Linked DNA regions of Mus musculus: region 1 is linked to region 2. Evidence: chromatin contacts called from ENCODE Hi-C or POLR2A ChIA-PET data. All regions are on one chromosome and are shown on one strand. The core of a region is the stretch at or near the end of the contact, and the rest is flanking DNA. Distances in the headings are between cores, read along the strand shown. Region 1 has its middle 10 kb from the start of Gm33315. Region 2 overlaps BB123696 (expressed sequence BB123696).

What was found. A loop is a pair of places that touch in the nucleus more often than their neighbours do. ChIA-PET counts read pairs that join two places held with the same protein, here RNA polymerase II (POLR2A).
Region 1: a map of gastrocnemius shows a loop between it and region 2 (11-fold over the local background). The contact joins two enhancer-like sites. A Hi-C loop is called at or near these places in 2 of 37 maps with a recorded cell type or tissue (gastrocnemius and v-Abl transformed pro-B cells). POLR2A ChIA-PET finds 5 or more read pairs at or near these places in 1 of 5 experiments (Patski).

The regions. Positions count from the first base shown.
Region 1 is chr13:52,816,719-52,821,356 of GRCm38, forward strand. No RefSeq gene overlaps it. Among named protein-coding and RNA genes, the nearest start is that of Gm33315, 10 kb to the right of the region's middle. Within about 2 kb of position 2,291, at least 2 of the 3 ENCODE cell types and tissues checked have a DNase peak (open chromatin) inside an H3K27ac peak, as active enhancers do; they include gastrocnemius, where a contact is called at or near this core.
Region 2 is chr13:52,732,278-52,737,099 of GRCm38, forward strand. It overlaps BB123696 (expressed sequence BB123696), which reads right to left. Exons shown (of 3, transcript NR_027893.1): 2 at 755-852. Among named protein-coding and RNA genes, the nearest start is that of BB123696, 23 kb to the right of the region's middle. Within about 2 kb of position 3,374, at least 1 of the 3 ENCODE cell types and tissues checked has a DNase peak (open chromatin) inside an H3K27ac peak, as active enhancers do; it is gastrocnemius, where a contact is called at or near this core.

The sequences.
Region 1 (4,638 bases), core at 1,041-3,540, 83 kb after region 2:
GCAAAAGCCACCATGGATCCCACCGAGGCTTGACAGTCACTGAGGGCACCTGCCAGATGCAGCCCCCACTGCCACAGGGGTTCTGGGTGACTCTGTCAGTGCAACTGGTCGCTGATGACAGATGTCCAGGTTGAGGGACTCCCCTGAGACACGGGCCCTTTGGAGACCCATCCAGTCATGGATCTCTCTGCTTCCTTTGTGTCCTCAGAGATGTCATTCTGCCCAGGCCAGGAGTGTGTGCACCTATGCGTGCAGCACACATGGCCACTTCCTTTAATTTGATAGAACATGGGGGTGGGGCAGGGGTTAGAACAGGGGAAAAAAATCAAAGTCACATGAAAACAGAATCTGATGTCCTATAGGAGAGCATTCTGCTTTGAGAACGTCACTGGCCGGGGCTTCTCTATGCACATAGAGTCCAGTGCATTCCCTGGGTTCAGGTGCATGCTACAGGACTCAGCTTAGGCACCTACAAGCCACTCAACTCCCTTCCAGTTTAAGAAAGCCTGGGCCACCCTCTTTCACTTGAAGGCACAGAGCTAACTAAGAGGCAGGGGAGCTTGGGATGGTCACAGTTTAGCCTTCAAAGGGGACCAAATCTGGGCACTAGGTGTGCCTAGTCCCCACTCGGGAGAGCCACTCCTGAGTCCCATATTCGAGAGGCCCGTCTCCAAGAAGAGGAGGTCACGGCTCAGCTTTTCCTTCTTACAGCCCCTTCAGCATGCTGAGATCATGTCACAGAGAACCCTGTTCACACACTAGGCCGAGGACCCCTGCCCTCCGTTCCTGTCACACATCATCCTGACTGCTGCAAAATCTGCAACAAGTTGAGATGTCTCTCGGTGTTGCTGGAGAACGGGCTTTACCATGTCTGTAGGTATAGAAATCATTGCGTGCGAGCTCCTTGCATGTGCAGCCTGTGCGGAGCCTCCTGGAGGCCGTAACTCATATTCGGATGGCCTGTAGTACTTCAGAGGGTATGAATGCTGAGCAAACAGATGCTCTATTCTATCTAAGGAAGACGTGATGGGCCAAGTCTACAGTGTTGCTATAGGTAGAACCATTTTCAACCCAAGACTGATTGGTTCCTGGAATCTGAAGAGCGGGATGGTACCACCTTTCGGAGAAAGCTGAGCACTTTGGCATCCCCTCCAAATCCAGCATGTTGCCCCATGGCAACTCAATGTATTGAACTCACTCGCCTAGGGCCCCACCCACTCGGCTGAGGTCGCCTCTCGCTTCGGTGTGCCCAGCATCTCCAAATCTAGCTTCTTGCTCAACATGATGCTCTGTGAAGATGCTCCAGGCTCTGTCAACCTCTCCTTGCCCAAGGACCCTAAGGTTGGGCTGTCCTGGGCTAGCAGAGTTCAGGTTCCAGAACTCACAGAACACCTGAGTAAAGGAGGCTGGATGCTTGCCCACACTCCCATGGTCCAGATGCTCAGCCAGCTCACTCGCAGTGGCGAGCAGTTGCTCCTTGGTATTTGGCAAGGCTGGGCTTCACAACTGAGTATCTCCAGAACAGATGGTAATTTGTTGACACCCAACGACGTAAGGGGACTCAATTACAGTCCCACTAAAAAAAGCTTTCTCTAAAATAAGAAAGTACACAGATTCCTCAACTTGTGGAAATCGCTGACAGCTTTGTTCCCTGCCCCCTCCCCCGCCCCTTCCAGGAGTAAAAAAGAAGCTGACAGCTTATTCTTGCAGGCTCTGCTCATTCAAGTCTATTTTAAGATAATTTTCCTAAGTCAGTACACCAGAATAGCATTCGATGTGAAAAATCACCATCTGTTTGGAACACAGGGCAGGGTCTCAAAGGGTCTGCGCTAGCAACCCTTGACCTTCGCAAGGTTTCAGTCCCTTGGGATAAGAACAATTTTGTGTTTGGGGGGCTCCAAAGTTAGTGCTGAAGGAATTACATTAAAACATGGCATTGAAAATTGCCATTAACTATCAATGTATGCTATTTATAAACTGAAACACACACACACAGACACACACACAGACAAGCAAGCAAGAAAATGCCCTTGGCCTTTTAAAAAGCTGTCCAAACAATCCCTTGTATTTAAATAGTTTTCTTGTAAAAAGGCCATCCAACCTTATCTGGGTTGTTCAGATAAAAATTAACCTATGGAAAGGAAAGCCTACTCAGAAAGCTATAAAAAGGCTCTTGCTCCACTCTATTTTTCCGGTGACCGGGGCCCCTCCCTCCCTCTCTGGCCCCTGTGGTGACTCATGCTCTTCTCTGGAAAGGCAGCAGGGCCTGAAACACAGCAGGAGGGCAGCAATCTGACATATGGGTAACATTAGAAGAATCAGACTGTCCCCCTGAGAGGTGGGGCTCTTCAGGCTGGGGGCAGGTAGCATGCGGGTGAGAGGGCATGGTAGGGGGTGGGACATCTCAGTGCCTGGCAGGCCTGCCCATCTGGCCACAGGTCTAGGTCATTTTTAGCTTCCACTAAACTTACCTCTGTCCACCTCTTGAAAAACCTGCATCTATGATGCCGTGTTTCTCCTCCAGGTTAGAAAGCTAACACACACAAGACTGTATATATACTAAATTGCTGCTGCTGCTGGGCATTTAAGACTTTACAGCCCAGATAATAAACCCATCCCTGCGAGTGGCTCCTTAGGCAACAAGGACATGACACTGGTGTCTCGAAACCCTGGAGTTTGCCACCACCAGGCAATCACTGGCCTCCCGTGCCATCTCCAGAACCCCTCCTGTTAGTCATGTGATTACAAGATCCCTTGAGCAAGGAACCACCATGCTGGAGCCTCTAGTTGTTGTGTTGGCCCTGTTTTCCAAAACAGTTGTGAAGGGAAATTATGCACACTCTCAGTACACAATTCACACCTGTGTGGGCACACACGTGCCATACATTCCACACGCTCCAAACACACATATGCAAACATGTACACATCACATACACACACCACTCAAAACACACAACACATCACTTACACACACACACACCACTCACACGCACACATACATGAGCATGCACACACCCATCATTATCACATGTACACATTATATACACATAACACACACACATGCACACATCCATGAGCATGCACACACCCATCATATAACACACACATGCATGCACGCACCACACATGCATGCACCCTTCTTGGGGAAGCCAGGACAAGAGTCATTCTCAGGTGAAAGCCCAAGGGCTTTGGGGTCCTCTGTGGAGCTTGTCTTTGCCAAAAGCACATGACTTCTCGAGTGGGCTTTCGTTCCTGGAAGCAGCTTGATATTTGTCACTGGTCTTTCAGAGCAGCCAGTTCATAGGTCACTGTGGGTGCACATAGTCAGCCTCAGCTAAGGATATTTGCTGTCCTCACTCTCCAGCCAAACATTTCAGCTATGAGAAGCCAGAATGCAACTCTCTAGAGGGTGGTTCAAAAGTCAGTGTGTAACCCCATTACTAGCTGTCAGTGGGGCCAGGTCAACGTACCAGGCAGGTAGGAACCCTCGGTGTTCACTTGCTGTGAAGCTGAGAGAAGTGGGCAACCCTCTGGAGGAGGCAGGAAGCAGCCAGGGCCTTTGGGATTGCAGGGTCTTGCTTCTCCACCTGCAAACCCCACCCAGCCTTGGCCAGAGCAAGCCAAAGAACCAATCCGATTAGCACAAAGCATGTTCTTCGAGGTAAGACACCGCCTCTGGAAAGGGGACGTGGGCACTTCCCACATCACATAGCTTTAGGGTATGCAAACAGTTCAGAAGAAAGGAAGCCTTGAGTTCTCTTCCTCAGAAGTTTATTTAGGAAACAGGCCATGGTATTAGCAGAAGTTCACTTGCTGGGTCAGATCATCTTGCCCTGAAAGTCCCAGAACTTCTCTCCAGGCTCCCCTTCTCCCCCCCATCCCCCCCCCACACACACACAAAGAGCTTATAATAAGTAACACTGACATTGGAGAGAACACATAAAACTGCCTACAGCCAGGTAAATCAGAACTTTGCAAAAACTCTGGAACCACTCTTGAACCACCGGGAGACAGCGAGTGTGTGTGTCAGACAGCGAGTGTGTGTGTCAAAGACTTTTCTCTTGGTAGCAACAGGAATGATACCAGACAAGTCAAGGGCTTCCCTGGGGTTCGAAAGCTGCCCACTGGAGAACTTGAACACACTGATCACAGAGGTGAACAGAGAAATGCGTGTATCACTCAGAGATCCAGGAACCTAGATGGACCCTGCCAGATTCCACTTGGCTACTGATGACCACAGCTAAGGGTGGCAGATGTCCCCCACACTGTCTTCCTGACCTAGGGCAGGGGTCCAACTAGGGCTACCCATGACATCATGTCACCCCCACCCGCCATGGTCCATGTCCTCTTCCGGTATCCAGAGAGGACATAATACCACTCTCTCTGGTGGGGACGCTGGGACATAAGAGGAACATTTCTGTCATGAGGAAGACATGAGGACATGAGGAATATCCCTGTCATGAGGAAGGTGTTGGGCAGACAGAGTAGGGGTGGGAAAGCTGGACCACAGGTGCTGGGTCTAAGTACCCCCTCTCCCCAGTCAGTCAATCTAAACCATGTCTGCGCATGTCCCCAACCACCAACATTCTGATTCAGGGGTTGTCATCTCCACTGGGTCCTGTCCCCATGGCTGGCCTG
Region 2 (4,822 bases), core at 2,124-4,623:
TTAAAAGAGTTTCCTGTTGTTGTTGGGTTATCTCTGCCTCCCTTCCTCCTCTCTCCTGCCACCTTCTTCCTTTCCCCCTCTTAATAGCGTCTTGTTTTTGAGACGGGATCTCAATTTGCAGCCCAAGCTAGCCTCAAACTCAACACCCCTTCTCAGCCTCTTACGTGCTAGAATCACAGTGATTGGCCACCACCCCTAGCTTTGTGTTTGCTACTTTCTATTGTTTGGGTTTTCTGGGTCTCGTGTAGCCCAGGCTAGCTCCAACTCTCTCAAGGATGACCTTGAACTCCTTGCCTCTATACACCCCCTACCCCCTGTGCTAGAATCACAGGCCTGGGCCGAAGCCCTCCTAGATTCATAGTTGTGTGCCATTTAATCCTCAGTACAGTCTACCTGTGTCTTCCTGGCTGTCCCTAATCCCTGCCCCAAGTCAGTCCTTTAGTCTTTTAAAGCTGTGTATATGTATGTTCATCTTACATGTATGTGTGTGCACATGTTTGCAGTGCCCCCGGAGGCCTGAAGATTGTAGTTACCGATAGTTGTGAACTGCCACGGGGGTGCTGGGAATTGAGCCTGGCTTCTCTGAAAGCACAGACAGTGCTCTTAACCACTGAGCCATCTCTCCAGCCCCTATGGTAGTCTGTTTGTAATGGTTCATGAAACCCAGTAGATGTGTCAGTCTCTCATGTATTATATATAACAGTGTTCATCTGTATTCAAGTCAAAGAGATCTCGTGTTTGCTGTTTCACTCACCAAGCTGGACATTTCATCTCCATTCCAAGAATTTATTCTCCTCTAAACGTTGGAGCGCAGTTGTTTAAATTAAACACTTGACATAAACCCATGATTATCTGTAAAGAGGAACCTCAGTTGAGAAAATACCTCCATCAGTTGCCTGCAGGTAAGTCTATAGGGCATTTCCTGGGTTAATGATTAATGTGGGAGGCCCCAGCTCACTGCAGACAGTGATACCCTCAGGCAGGTGGTCCTGGGTTCAATAAGAAAGCAGGCTGAGCACGCCTTTAATCCCAGCACTCGGGAGGCAGAGGCAGGCAGATTTCTGAGTTCGAGGTCAGCCTGGTCTACAGAGTGAGTTCCAGAACAGCCAGGGCTACACAGAGAAACCCTGTCTTGAAAAACATAAAAGAAGAAAAAAAAAAGAAAAAAAGAAAGAAAGCAGGCTGAGCAAGCCGTAGGGACCAAGTCAGTGAGCAGTGTTCCTCCACGGTCTCTGCTTCGGTTCTGCCTCCGGGTTCTTGCCTTACCTTCCTTCAGTAGACAGTGACTGAGAGTACGTAAGCCAAATAAACCCTTTCCCCCTAAAATGGTTTTTTTGAGCCTTTATCAGAGCAACAGAAGCCCTAACTAAGACAACTGGCCCAGCTGTATCCCAGCAGCCCCAGTGCTCGCATGCTGCATTCTAATGTGTATTTGATAGGTCTACTTTTGATAGCCTTGGGTTTCGGTATCTCCCTCCCCTGAGAATCCACAGATGCTCCAATGTCGTCTGTAAAATGCTTAGTGTTGCAGACTATGCACGCCTTGTCACCATGCCTCCATTCTCTGTCACACACATAATGAAGGTAAGTACACGGATGGCTTATAAATCGTGCCACCTAGGCAAAGTGACAGGGGAAAGATCTGCACATAATCGAGGCACAGACTTGACCAAACGTTCCCTACCCACAATGGTTGGCTCCACGGGCGTAGAACGCACACAGGAGCACAGTTGGTGTCTTTACCTCTGGCACCCTGAGAGCATTTTACACTTCCTCACAACCAGAAAGTCAGTCAGAAAAATCACCTTGTGATTAGCAACTCTGTGAAAAAAATAAAGACTTGTGGCAGCATTTCTTGCTGTCGTATTCCATATGTACTAACATTAATTCTTTTGATCGTGTGTGTGTGTGTGTGTGTGTGTGTATGTGTGTGTGTGTGTGTGTGTGTGTGTGTGTGAGAGAGAGAGAGAGAGAGAGAGAGAGAGAGAGAGAGAGAGAGAGAGCTCAAACCTGTGCCTGTACACAGAGATCCAAAGTGACCAGGTGTCCTACCTCATCATTCGCTACAATATTGTCTTCAAGTAAACAGGGAGCTAGGGTCAGTCAGCCAGCCCCAGAGATCCTCCTGTTTCCACCCTTCACAGCTCTGGAGTTAAACCTGGCTCTGACATGCATGCCAAGGACTTGAACTCAGAGCCTCATGCTGGAAGGGAAAGCACACTTACCGGTTGAGCCACCTCTAGCTCCCAGTCAGCCTTAAGACCTGTCTGCTCTCCCTCCATGGAGCTTTTCCACAGGAGCCACCCCCTCTGAGAGAGCTGCTTCTCAGGTCTTCAGCATGAGCGCTGCAGGCCACAGGCATGAGGAGGTGCTGAATTCCATACCCGTCCATGTGAGAGTGCCCTGTACCCTCTATTCCCCATTGAGCTCTCCTGAGGCATTCACCTTCCCTGACCATGGGTGCCAGAGTGTCTGTGAAAATGTCCTGGGCATTCCCAAACTAGGAAATGGCTCTGTGGTCGCCATTCTGTTCAGCATCACTTTGAAAAGATACAAGCAAGGGGCTGGAGAGAGAGATCAACCTGTAAAGTGCTTGCCACATAACCATGGGACCCTGCGCTCCATCCCCTGAACCCACGTGGCAATGTAAGTTTGTCATCCCAGCCCTGGGATGACAGAGACACTCTGGCCAGCCAGCACAGCCCATGTAGTGAGCTCCAGGTCTCAGTGAGAGACTGTGTCCCAAACCAACAAAAAAGATGGCTCCTGAGGAAGGATACTGGGCACAGGTGCACACATATCCACAGATAACACAAACATCAAATGAATAACACATCTGAAAAAATTCTTACTCTCAACGATAGCAAACAATATAAAATTTCAAATCAAATTAAGGTTCAGTTCAAGCAAACATCAAGGAAACAACATTGACCTTAGGTCAACAGTAAGGATAATGATGTTTGAGGCTTCTCAGTGGGGCAGAGCTATTTACAAGTTATAAACTCTTCAAGATGTTACCAAAATTCTGTGGCGTGCATCATGAGCGAAAGCCAAACCCTCATCCACCAGGGACATTGACACCACCAACCTGCTTGCTCGCCTCTGTTCCATAGACACATGGACTAATTCAGTCTTCAGGCAGGCAGGGCCACATGGCCTGGACCAATGGGGCTGTGATACTGAAATGCACAGAAGAGTGGGTGCAGAGCAAGCCTGGGTCTCCCCGAAATGCTGGTATGTAGATTCCCAAGTTGGAGCTTCTTCAGGCTCGTTGTTAGCCAACCATGAGACACAGCTGGTACCAAACAGCCCCTGGCTTCAGTGGCTTAACAGGACAAGGCTTGCTTCTTATCCTCTTCTATACCCAGTGAGGGTGTTGATCAGCCCGTGCCAAGATGATCTTGGTGATGTGCCAAGATTCACATCAAATGAGGTTCACTGTAGCATTACTGTGATGGTATAATTTTTACAACACCCTAAATGTCAGAAAATAGGAGCTAGTGAAGCAAATTATGGCCCACGATAGAATACTGTAATAAATACTTTACAACCAAGAGGAGTGATATATTGAAGATCTTTAGTAGCAGTTGGGGAATTTTTCCCCCAATAAAATATTGAGCGAGAAAGGCACACTGTGCGATCACTTCTCTTTTTTTGTTTAAAACAACCGACATGCCCACAGAAGAGGGAGTGGTGAGAACCAGAGAGACGGCTCCAGATGAATGATGAACAGACCATGGGGGGTGGGAGAGGGAGGGGTGCGAGCAAGGGACGGCAGTGGAACGCTGAGAGATGCTCTTTCACGCAGTACAGAAAAGCGAAGAGTGTTTTCCAAAGCCTTGGGAGCAGCGGTGGGGATAAGCAAAGACTAGCTTCAGGCAGACCGTGTTGAGCAAGAGGCCTGCTGGGTGAAATCACTGAGTGGGCTCGGTGCCAGCATAACCCTTCTCCCTTTCTTTCCCCCAACAATGATCTCAGGTTGCAGCTCCCTACCAAGGTTGAAGGTGGATAAACAGAGGAGTGCCACTAACCACGCGGATGGACGTCCAAAAGCCTTCTCATGCTGGCTCACGAGGATCTTAGGCGTGGGTTCCGAGACATGCCATAAAACGGCTCAGAGAACTCGGACTGCACGTCCCCAGGAGTTTGAAAACCCTGCCAGACCTTGGTTGTCCAGGAACATGGTGTGCTGAGGGAGGGTGTTGGCTTACAGACAAACAGGACATTTTCTAAATGATCAGGGCCTGTTCCAGGAAAAAGCCTGAGGAGTGGAGGTAGGGTGGATCTCAGTGTTTTCAGAAGTGGCCAATGGGTTGACCAAAGCACTCTCCATGTCTCAGTCACAGTGACAAGCTCCAGAGAGTCCACCATTAGTCTGAGGAGCCCCTGCAACTACAAGGCTCTTCCTTCACCGTCCCGGAGTTTCCTGAGTCACAGCATCCCTGTCTCTGAACACTCTGGGGTGAGACATTCCTAGGGAGATGCTGAGAAGCCTGGGTAGGAGCCTATGAATGCCTCAGCAGCTACAAATCACTGATGATCTCCAACTCCTATGAGCAGCTAAGGGAATAGTAGTGTAGTCGATAGTAATATACGCGCAAAGAGCAGCCATTGCGAGCACTTGCTGCGCTTGCAGAGGACCTGAGGCCAGCTCTTAGGATCCACAATGGATGGTTTATAATGCCTGTAACTCCAACCCCACAGTATCTGACATCCTATTCTGGCCTCTGCAGGCACTGCCCACTCATGTGCACATAGACCCACCCACAGATATATACATATATGCACATAAATAATTAAAAATAAAATAACTCTTTAAAAA